Regions from separate parts of the Homo sapiens genome. Here region 1 is linked to region 2. The links are chromatin contacts, found by Hi-C or POLR2A ChIA-PET in ENCODE. All regions are on one chromosome and are shown on one strand. The core of a region is the stretch at or near the end of the contact, and the rest is flanking DNA. Distances in the headings are between cores, read along the strand shown.

The links. A loop is a pair of places that touch in the nucleus more often than their neighbours do. ChIA-PET counts read pairs that join two places held with the same protein, here RNA polymerase II (POLR2A). Pooled maps may share reads with other maps.
Region 1: a loop to region 2 is called in a map of PC-9, with 6 times the contacts of the local background. The contact joins two enhancer-like sites. A Hi-C loop is called at or near these places in 1 of 168 maps with a recorded cell type or tissue (PC-9) and 8 of 50 pooled maps. POLR2A ChIA-PET finds 5 or more read pairs at or near these places in 1 of 52 experiments (activated CD4-positive, alpha-beta T cell).

What each region holds. Positions count from the first base shown.
Region 1 is chr1:110,201,124-110,206,503 of GRCh38, reverse strand. SLC6A17 (solute carrier family 6 member 17) reads right to left here. Exons shown (of 12, transcript NM_001010898.4): 12 at 4,302-5,380. Among named protein-coding and RNA genes, the nearest start is that of KCNC4-DT, 6.2 kb to the left of the region's middle. RefSeq lists an enhancer at 3,409-3,458. Within about 2 kb of position 3,181, at least 2 of the 41 ENCODE cell types and tissues checked have a DNase peak (open chromatin) inside an H3K27ac peak, as active enhancers do.
Region 2 is chr1:110,045,907-110,051,300 of GRCh38, reverse strand. STRIP1 (striatin interacting protein 1) reads right to left here. Exons shown (of 21, transcript NM_033088.4): 13 at 4,550-4,621; 14 at 3,685-3,759; 15 at 3,432-3,529; 16 at 2,063-2,189; 17 at 1,741-1,841; 18 at 892-958; 19 at 241-345. Among named protein-coding and RNA genes, the nearest start is that of STRIP1, 14 kb to the right of the region's middle. Within about 2 kb of position 1,345, at least 5 of the 41 ENCODE cell types and tissues checked have a DNase peak (open chromatin) inside an H3K27ac peak, as active enhancers do.

The sequences.
Region 1 (5,380 bases), core at 1,932-4,431, 150 kb before region 2:
CTAGAGGCCTCCTTGTTTAAGGCTCCTGGGCTGGGAACTCAGCCTGCATCCAGACAGCACACTCCCGCCACCGCGCCTGCCACATGCACGCTAGCCCAGGGTCCGGCTGGCAAGACCTCTTGACACTTAGCATTTCTCCATCTAGAAAAGTAGAGATTGCTCCCACCTGGGCTAAGTTCCAGGAAAAACTGGTTCATTCCATTAGAGGAGTTAATTAGTCCTGATGGGCCCAGTCCCCTCCAGCAATATCCTGGGGAAAGGGGAAGCAGGTGTCTGGAGAGACAGGCCAAACTCAGGTTCCTCTTGGGTGCTCCTGAAGTCCAGGGATTCTTCCCTGCTTGGGTCAGCCCTGGGCAGAATGGAGGGACCCAGAACCCAGGCAGCTCAGACCCAGGGACAGAGAGCAGATCCCCACTGAGTCTTTATGCTCTGCAGCCAGGACTGTGCCTGGCATGGATCAATCTTTGTAAGGGTTTGTGGTTGAATGACAGGCATAGTCTTCTCCCATCTCAAGGTTTCTTCCCACCTAAGATGATGTAATTAAAGAATGCAGCAGCGTGCCTGGCACCAGTGAGTGTGCCAGGAAGGGAGATGCCCAAGTCAGATTGTGACTGCCTCTGCGAGCCAGGGACTCTTGCCTGGTCCTTTGTATATTCCCAGTGCTCAGCACAATCCCAGGCACTCAAAATACCTGATTCATGCTTGCTTGATGCATGGAATTAATGAGGCGGGGGGTGGCGGGGGAGGAGTCCTCCCTGTCAGTTTCTTGCTGTGTGGCAGAGAGTGCACTAGATTGGGAGTCAAGAAACCCAGGCATTGGCCCCGATCTTCCCCTTGCTTGGTTGTGGGAAGTCTGGTCTTTTCCTCTTTGGGCCTCCGTTTCCCCCATTGTTGTACAAGGAGGTTTGACCAGATAATCACTAAGGTTCATATTCTGGTTACTATTGTTATGAAACAAATTACCCCTAGTATGTAGTGATATAAACCCAACAGCCATTTTATTTTGTTTATTATTTTATGGGTCAGGAAATAAGGAAGGGCTCAGTTGAACAGTTCTTGCTTAGGGTCTCTTATGCAGCTACAATCAGATGTCAGCGGGCTGCAAACATCTGAAGCTCAGCTGGGCTAAACGTTCAGTATGCTGTGTTCATGTGGCTGGCAGTTGACACTGGCTGTTGGCTGGAAGCTCAGCTGAAGCTGTCAACCTAAGCATCTGCAAACATATCGCCTCCCTAGCATGGCAGTCTCAGGGTGGTTGGCTGTCTTACATGGCAGCTGGCTGCCTCTAGAATGAGTATCCCTAGAACACCAGGTGGAAGTGGCACGGCCTTTCCTAATCTAGCCTTGGAAGTCACATAGCATCACTTCTACTATACCCTGTTGGTCACAGGAAGCATTTGCTCACCCAGATTCAAGAGGAGGAGCATAGACTCCACTTTTGATGGGAGAAGTATTAAAAAGAATTTGGGGCCAACCAACAACAAAGAAAACAAAAACAAAACCCCACAATAGCCTTGTGGTCTGTGGAATACTTTAGCCTTGGCCCAAGTCCCTATGACTGGAGCTGTCTGGTGGTGACTGCTGGGGTGAACATGATAATGTACAGGATCAGTGAGACCCCCACACTCTGGTACTCCCTTTCCTGGAGAGAGTTCCTTTTCTGCCTTCCTTCCTTGGCTTCTCTGGATTTTAGGCTGAAACTGTCCTTTGTGAATAGCTTTAGGAGATGGCTCATTGCATGGGTGATGGGGCCCCCAGAATGAAGTAGGCCCCATGGCCTTGCCCAGGATCGCAAGAAGGAAGGAAGGAAATATTTAATGAGCACCTATTGTATCCCCATATGGAAAGAAGTCGATACTGTATTCCAGTAGATGTTACTGATGAAGTTCATTTTTCCCTCATACCATCTCTAAGGAAGAGATTTTATTGTCGTCCTCCTTTTACAGATCAGAAAATGGAGATTCCAGGGTTAAAGTGGCTTCCCCAAGGTGGTATGGTTGGCGACAGACCCATGATTCAAACCACTCATGCCACCTGCCCTGGGGCAAACCTGAGGCAGAAGCAGTGGCCTCACCTGTCCTCCTGCATGCCCTTCTCATCCTCCTCTGACTGCTCCCTCCACCCAGGGCCCAAACTTAACCACTCACCTCCCCACCAGAAATGACCTGCTGTGTGTCCCAGTTCTGTGTCTCTAAGCTGACATCCCCTCAGGAGAAGGCTTCCATGCATGTGCAGGTGACTGATGACAAAGATCCCTAACACTCTAGAATCAGCCCATTACATGGGCAGCCAGACTCTCCCCACTCCCCATCAACAAGGGGGGCTTCTGTGTGCCCTCCCCTTTATTTGGGCAGATGCTGTGACCCACAGAAGATGGTAGAGGTACTGTGCCATTTTCCAGCCCCAGGCCTTAAAAACCTGGCAGCTTCCACCTCCTGTCTCTTGAAATGGTCTCTCTGGGGACCCTAAGCCCTTCAGTCAGAAGTCTGGCCAAGTAGCCATGCTGGAGAGGCAGTTGTAGGTGCTCACTCTGGCCGGCAGGCCCAGCTGAACTCAGTCTTCCAGCCATTCTCACTGGAGTGCCCGGCATTTGAGTGAATGTGAGGGCAGCTGCCTTGGACCCTCCAGACTAGTTCGCTGCTAGTTGAATATCACTGAGTGACCTTGGTTGCCACCAGAAGAGTTGCTCAGACGAGTCCTGCCTGAATTCCTTACTCAGAAAACTGCGAGATAGAATGGTTGTTTTAAGCCGCTCAGACTTGGAGTAACTTGGAACACAGCAATAGATAACTGGACCAACATGTGTTATCTCATTGAATCTATTTATTATGTCTGTTTTACAGACTAGGACATTTAAGCTCAGAGCGATTAAATGACTCGCTCAAGGCCTCCCAGGAAGCAGGAAGCTGGGTGGCATTTGAACTTGAACTTGAGAAGTATGACTCTAGAGCTCCTTGGAACCAAAGCCCTTGTTATGCTGCATCTTGGTGGATCTGTGTGCCCCTCCTGGCAAGAGGGCTTGCATCTCAACCAAAAACATTACCTTCAACCAAAAGACTGAATACTTGACAAGGAGTGACTTTCAGCACCAGGCCATTTCCTGGTTTGAAAGATACATGGGGAGATGTGGAGTTATAGGGCCGGTCCCCTCCCTCTGCCAAACTCAGGACAGCAGGGGCTGATTTTATCTTTATTCATCTATAGCTGGCATGGAGCCTGTCCAGGGTGGGTACGTAATAAATGTTTGTTCAACAAATAAACTAACCCACAAAGGAATAAATGACAGAGAGGAAGGCAAGCAGACTATGATCTGGCGAGAAAGGTTTTCCTGCCATCTGGTGGCTATTCCTGGAACAACACTTTCTATGGCAAGAGAAGAAAATGGCAGGTTCCTTCAGGGTCCTTGGCTGTGTGCGTCTGAGTGCAAGCAGCATCATTCCAGCCTGGAGCTGGGTGGGGTGGGGGTGAGGCCTCCTCCAGGAGCCAGACTTCTTGTTTCTTTCAATGTCGGTGCTCCTAGAGGGTGAGGCAGGAAGAAGAGCTTCCCAGCCACCAGCACAGTCCGTTCTTCACAGTGCTGAGTATTCAGTGGGTGTTTAATAAATGAATACTTGGGGCTGGAATGTTAGAACAGAGGTGATGTCAGATCCCCTAGTTCGTCTTTACCTTCTACTGAAGTTTGCAAGAGGGATAGCTATCTTGAAGAGAGGGGCAGAACTTTAGAATATGCCTGTTCCAGGGGAGCCCACCCCCCCCCCAACCCAGCACCCAAGAGAGTCCTGGTCCTTGCTGTCAGACCTCTCAACACTGGCACCTTCCCACCCCTGTCCTTCCCTGAGGTGGGCCTCCACACACCCCACCCTTGCCAGGCTGACAAGTATAGCTTTTCCTGGTAGTCAGGTGGGACAGGAGTTTCCCCTACAGGGTCCTGTAAGAGACCACCAAATACCATCCTAATTTCAGATGCAGTTTCACCTGGAAAAATGTAGCCAGCAAAGGGTCTCCCTTAGGAAACGGTTGCAAAGATGACAGGAAATTAGACATGTGGAATCGCTGGACCCCAATAGGGCCCTCTACAAGTGTGTGCATTGTTAATACCTAGGACAATTCATAGGAAAATACAGATATGAACCTGTGCACACTCCCCGCGCTGCTCCTCAGCCAGCCAGCACCCACAACCCCCCTCAGCAGTCCTGTCCACCCATCCCAGTCCAAGCTTTTCACCCCAAAGCTTCCCGCAGGATCCTTGGCCACCCTTCCCTCTCCCTCATTGCAAGAGCAGGTGAGAAAGGCAAGAAGGGTTTGGTAAGAACAGACACTTTATTGCACACTATGGTGGGGGAGAGAGGAAGAGGGGTCTAGGGTGACAATGCCTCATCCCCTCCCCTGGGCTGAGTGGTTTTGACCCAGGGCTCTGACCAGCCATGGGACACATGGACTTGAATTGTTCTGAACTTATGCCAGAACCCAAAGTGACGGCCTGGTGTGTATGCTTGGGTCTGTATAAAGCAGAGCTTTCAATGAGAAGAGGCCCTAGGCCCCCTCCCCCAGCCAAAGTCATCGGGCCCCAGTGAAGCAGCAGACCTCACATCTCAGGGCCTATTTGAAGGATCCAGGGATGCTCAGGGAGCCAGGTTCATTCTAACCAGTTTAGTTTCCAGCTCTTTTCACAGTGGGGAGTACTCTGGGGGAGTGGGGTGGGGCGTGGGGGTGAGGAAGGGCAGAAAAGCAGCCCCTCCGCCTGGTAATACTGCAGGCCTGTGCAGTGCCTGGGACCGTGTCTCCTGGGCCCCAGCCTCATGACCCACACAGGCTGACTCGGAGCGGGGGTTCTCCTGGCACTGGGAAAGCAGCAACCCCTGCACATGTATTGCTGGAGGGCAGAAGCTGACCTCACTGGCATTAACTGATGTGCCCTACCTGTTCAGCCCCCATCTGGGCCTCGGGCTTCATGTTGCCTCAGTGAGGAGGGCGGAAGTCTCCCTGAGCAAGAAGCTGGTGATGGGGCTGGAGGGCAGGCAGAGGTAGGGGATCAGGGGACTGTTGACTCTTTCAGGCACATCCCTGCCCTGGAGTTCCCTCTGCCTTCTGGTGGGCACTGTGTGGACAGCACCAAAGCCAGTGGGGGTGGGGACCCTGTGAAGGGACTTGGGGACCTGGTCCTCTCCTGCTACCTCCTGCTCCTCCAGGATTCTGGGGCTGGATCTTAGCTCATCAGGTGACCCCACCTGCCTTTGACTCCAAAGGCATCAAAAGCACAGTGGGGAGGGGGCAGGCGGCCCTTTTCAAACACTGTCAGGACTGCGTCAACGGCAAATGCAGCAGTGCTATGAGATCCCTCTTGGGGTCTCGCCATCTTAAGAATCCTAGTACTTTTCCT
Region 2 (5,394 bases), core at 96-2,595:
AAGACGACATGGAAAAAGTTCTTCTATAAATGTAGATTTGTTTCAGTGCATGACTGGGCCTCTTCCAGCTTCCAGTTCAATTCATCAAGGAACTGGGAATTGGCCCTTAAAATGCAAGGATACGGCTACAGCAAAGTTAAGTGAGAAGGCACAGTGAGCCCCACCCTGGGGACTCCCTGCTCCCAGCACTCTTCTTTGAGCTCCAAGTTCCAAGCCTGCTGACTACACTGACTCACTTACCATTGTCCTTGAATGCTTCCACTTTGTCAGCTTGTTCAAGATCCGAAGCAGATTGATACAAGAAAAGAGGTTCCTCCAGCAAAATTGGTTACTGTCACCTGCTTCCTGCAGGGTAAACCCAGGAACAATCAGCCCTCATGGCTGCAGTGTGTGCAGCAGTTTCCAAAAGTCCCTCACACATGATCTCAGGACAGCCGGGTCTCCAGGCCTCTACCAGGAATCCCCTGCTCTCAGAGCAGCCCCAGGACTCCATCCCAGAAGCTGGCAGGGGACTAGGGGAAGAGGGAGGCTCCCTAGACTTTTCCTGCAGGAAATATGAACCATGATACTGGGAGCTGTGGCCTTGGGCTGCCCCAGAGCTCCTACTGCCGAGTCCAGTGTTGAGGGAGAGAAGCCCTCTACTAGGTGAGCTCTGGATCAGCAGCCCCTGAAGACCACACTCCCTGACTAATCCCTAAATCCAAATCTCTCTGCTCTGCAAGAGCCCTCCTCCTGGCCCTTCTGTACACTTACAGTGCTTTAAAAGCCGGGCACTCCACAGTGATTTCACCTGCGGGAGACACCTCTATTCCTGCAGTGTTGGGGTAGGCAGGCTCTCTACCCACTGACCCTGGTGCCAAAAGGACAGCTGAGGAGAGCCCAGCCACTCACCAAACTCTCCGCCGTCAGCTCTGGCAGCTCATGCACCACGCAGTGAGGGTAATCCAGGACAGAAATGCTGCAGAGGGGAGAGGAACCAGATGCCCACCATGAGCAAAGGCCCAGGGCCTGGTGGAGCAGCCGTGCCTGAGCCAGCTCCCAGCTTTCCTCCCTCACTTGTTGGAGCAGAAGTAGGAATCTACCTGATGTGTCCCACCCCAGTTTCCCCACCTATAAGATGAGGAAATATCTGTTACAAGAGAACTTGTAAAGCACCCCTGTAGCCAGAGGCCAGCTTGTTGATCTTGTAAGGGGAAGAGACCCTCACAGCTTCCCCCACAGCAATCAATGTGGGGCGGGGGAGGAGATAGCTCAGGGCAACTAATTTATGCCAAACCTTTCTGGAGACAGGGTCTGGCCGGCGCCCTGTGGTATATCACACTGACGAGCAAGTAATGTCAAGCACAGCTGGCACCAGGCCAACAGCAGGGGCTAAGAGTCAGCAGATAGGGCATTACAAGGCACATGGCCGAGCCCCTTAGAGACAGCAAGCAGCCCATGGACTCCTCAAAAAAAAAAAAAAAAAGTACAGAAGGGACAGGGAGGAAAGTACTAGATCCTGGGATGAAAACCCTCCTGCCCAGGCACAGACCAAGTCACCTGGGGCAGGACTAGCTAGACTCAGATTTGACACAGTGGGCTCTCCACAGGCAGAGGCCATGTCTCATTTATCTTTATGTCTTGATGCCTAGCACAGTGCTGGCTCGTAGGTGCTGGAAAAATGGACACAGTGGGAAATACCAGCTGGGAACTCTGCCGTCTGACCATATCCACCCCTTCATGGTCCCTGGCCCTCATCACCTGTTCTTGGCAGTGATGTAGGACATGATGTTTTGATTGAAGAACTTTAGGATCAAAGGAATGCAGTTGGCAAACACCAGGTGCTGGGCCATGTATTCAAACTGAAGCCAACAGGAAAAAAAAAAAAAAAAAAAGGCGCGGCCCTTGGGACCTTGCCCTCTTTCCTCCAGGGATGAAAGGCCTTGGCTGAAGGGCCATGTCTTAGAACATTCATGCAGAGTTCAAGTGGGTCAAAGGCCAAGGCCCCCGTTCTTGTGGGCTGGAGGAGCAGCAGTGCCCGAGGCCCCAGCCCACAGGACAGGAGGGAAAGCCCTGTGGGTACCTGGTAGACATGGTTCAACTTAAAGTGCTTGAGCAGCAGCAGCAGGACAGCAGAAATGGCCTTAACAATGACCTCTTTGTGGCGGTTTACATCCACCCCCAGCTTCATGCTCTGCAACACTGTGGTGCTGGAAACATAATTGCCTGGGTAAGCCACCAGCATGCGCAGTACCTCATTTCTAGGTGCCCACAGAAAAGATGGACTCCGGAGCCTCCCTGGGCAAAGACTCCTACCTCCCCACTCACCCCAAGGACATCTCAGAAGTCAGCCGAGGGCTCCCCCATCCACCTCCCAAGCAATGTAGCCTCGCACAATTTATTTCTTCCCCATGATGCCCTCAAATACATTCTCAGTCTGTTTCTCTGCCTTTCCTCCAAAAATGAACTTCTTCTCCTTTCCAAGATCTCCCCTAAGCTTCTGCTGCCATATTAACCTGAGTTCTCCAAATGTGTTCTGTGGAATACCAGGATATTGGCAAGTTTCATGTCATGGAAAAAAAGGGTTTTGGAGTAAGATAAATTTAGGAAGCACTGAGTTACATTGGTTTCTTAATTCAGGACTTCTCATTGTACATCTTTGTAAGAGGAATTCCTCCTTATAAGAGAAATCCATGAATCAAATATACAGTATTTGACTCTAGAACCTTTTTTCCAAGGACCATCACATGATGGCCTAGTGTTCTGTGATCCTCCCTCTGGTGTTAGCCAACCCCTGCCTCCTCCCTCAGCCGGCCATCACTGCCATACTCCGGGGCCACAGCCACCCAGGAGCTGGGCTCAGGGCTGGTGGCCCAGGCAGGCAGAAGATCAGGTCAAGGTCCAGGTCCTTCTCAAAGTAGAACATGATCTCAATCTGGACTCTCACATGAAAGACAAGTACAGGGCACAGGGCAGAAGAGCTCTGAAGAATCTCACTCTATCGCCCTGAGACATTTGCCAGCATTCTGCGTGCCCAATCACTGGCGAAAAGGGATGTCTCTATACCTGGCACAGGTTCAGCTGTTGCTGGCAAGCTGTCTACAAACTAACCCTCCTCATCCTGGGTGTCTCAATCACAGCTGGAGAGTGGGGCTTTGGGGAAATGTCCAGGGTGGCCCCATTCATTTTACAGAGGAGGAAATGACTTTCCCCAATTCACTCAGGAGTTTGCTCAGTGGTAGAGTCTACACTAGAATCCAGGCCAACAGGACCAAGCCATCTCCCCAACCAGTGAAACTCTTTAATCTCGTAGTTTCCTTTTTTTGGGTCAAAAATACCTACATTTAACCTGTAGAGCTGGGCCAACAACAACCAACCTGACAAGAGGAAAATGTTTGCCCTTCTCCATCTATCTTCTGCCCCACCTGCTTCATTCACAGAATGATACTCACGGCATCTCCTCAGGCAAGACGTCCGCTAGGATGTTGATTGAGTCTGTTTTGGCTTTTGAGGTGGGTGCTGCAGCCAACAGGATCTTCAGGAGGGCAATCTGGGAAGAGTAGACCATTCAGACACAGGTCTGAGAGCCCAGGGTCAAAATTAAGCTCTGAGCAGTCCTCCTGTTGGTCTGCAGGTGGCAGGAGGACGGCAGGGCCTGCTCTAAGGCCAGTGTAGTGGGAGTGTCCCACTGCAGGCACCACTCACCATATACTGAGGCAGGCTGGGGAGCAAGCCTTGGTAGAGGGTTTCTGCAGGGACTTGCTCAACTTCTTCTTCTCCCTTTTAACATAATGAGTACAAGCATAAAACCCCAGCCCAGAATACAATCTCCTGAGCCAGCTTCCTAGCTGGCTGGAGGAAAACCTGTAAACAGTGATGTACATAATGATGTTAATGATGATAACAGCAAACCCTGAACACAAACAATGTGCCAAGCATTTTACTTGTAATAACTCAGTTCATCCTTATTATTATAACCCTATAAAGGTATTATTATTCCTATTTCACAGACAAGGAAATAAAGCATAGAGAGACCCAGTAACTTGCCTAAGTTGCCATCCATAAAGTGGTGGACCCAGGCATCAGAGGCAGGTTCCTGACTCAGTCTGTATTCTTAACCCTGCACTAGACGTGTCTCAGCCTGTGCACTGGGAGGTGGACTGGGAGCTCTTTGAGGGCAGGGCCTGGGGCAACCTTGTGGTCTAATCCCAGCACAATGCCTGGGAAGAGCTGGGGATCCCGGGGGCTGAAGAGGACCTCTAACTTTTTTTTTTGAGATGGTCTCGCTCTGTCGCCCAGGCTGGAGTGCAGTGGCGCTATCTCGGCTCACTACAAGCTCCGCCTCCCGGGTTCACGTCATTCTTCTGCCTCAGCCTCCTGAATAGCTGGGACTACAGGCGCCCGCCACCACGGCTGGCTAATTTTTTTTTTTTTAGTAGAGACGGGGTTTCACCATGTTAGCCAGGATGGTCTCAATCTCCTGACCTCATGATCTGCCCTCCTCGGCCTCCCAAAGTGCTGGGATTACAGGCGTGAGCCACCGCGCCCGGACTGAGGACCTCCAACTTACCCCTGAGAGAGGGGAGCGGAGGTATTCCTCCTCCATCTGTGCCTGGACCTCTGCAATCGACGTGTACTTGTGCTGGTGGGAGAGATGGGAAAAGAAGGGCTGGGGAAAACATTCTCTGGCCAAACTCCCTGCACTCTAGCAAAATCCCCACACATTTGTCTTCAAACACAGTCTTCTGAAAGAGGATTAAGTCACCACAAAAATCCCTAGCTAAAATCCCAAACCCCAGATATTTTTTATTTTTATTTTTTTGAGATGAAGTCTTCCTCTGTTGCCCAGACTGGAGTGCAGTGGCATGATCTTGGCTCACTGCCACCTCCGCCTCCCAGGTTCAAGCAATTTTCCTGCTCCAGCCTCCCAAGTAGCTGGGACTACAGGTGTGCACCACCACACCTGGCTAATTTTTGTATTTTTAGTAGAGATGGGATTTTGCCATGTTGGTGAGGCTGGTCTTGAACTCCTGACCTTAGGTGATCCACCCACCTTGGCCTCTCAAAGTGCTGGGATTATAGGCGTGAGCCACCATGCCTGGCCCCAAAATATTTTTCTAAAAGGGCCCCTTCCTCTTGCAACTACAGTAAGAAGCCCATGGTAGATAAGAAAAAAGTAAATTAAAGGAGGGAAATGGCCTTTCAGATAGCTACAGCAACAGGAGAAAAACTGAAAGCAAAATCAAGTACTCAAAAAGCCTAGCTGCAGAGAGACCACTTAGTACTACAAATTCCAAAAATATATTTCAAAAACATAAAAACAGTTTCACTCCAGATAGCTGTTAGGGGAGATGCCTCTTCCCCACTCTTAATGTTCTCTCCCGTGTGGAGGGACAGGGGTTTGCGAAACACCCC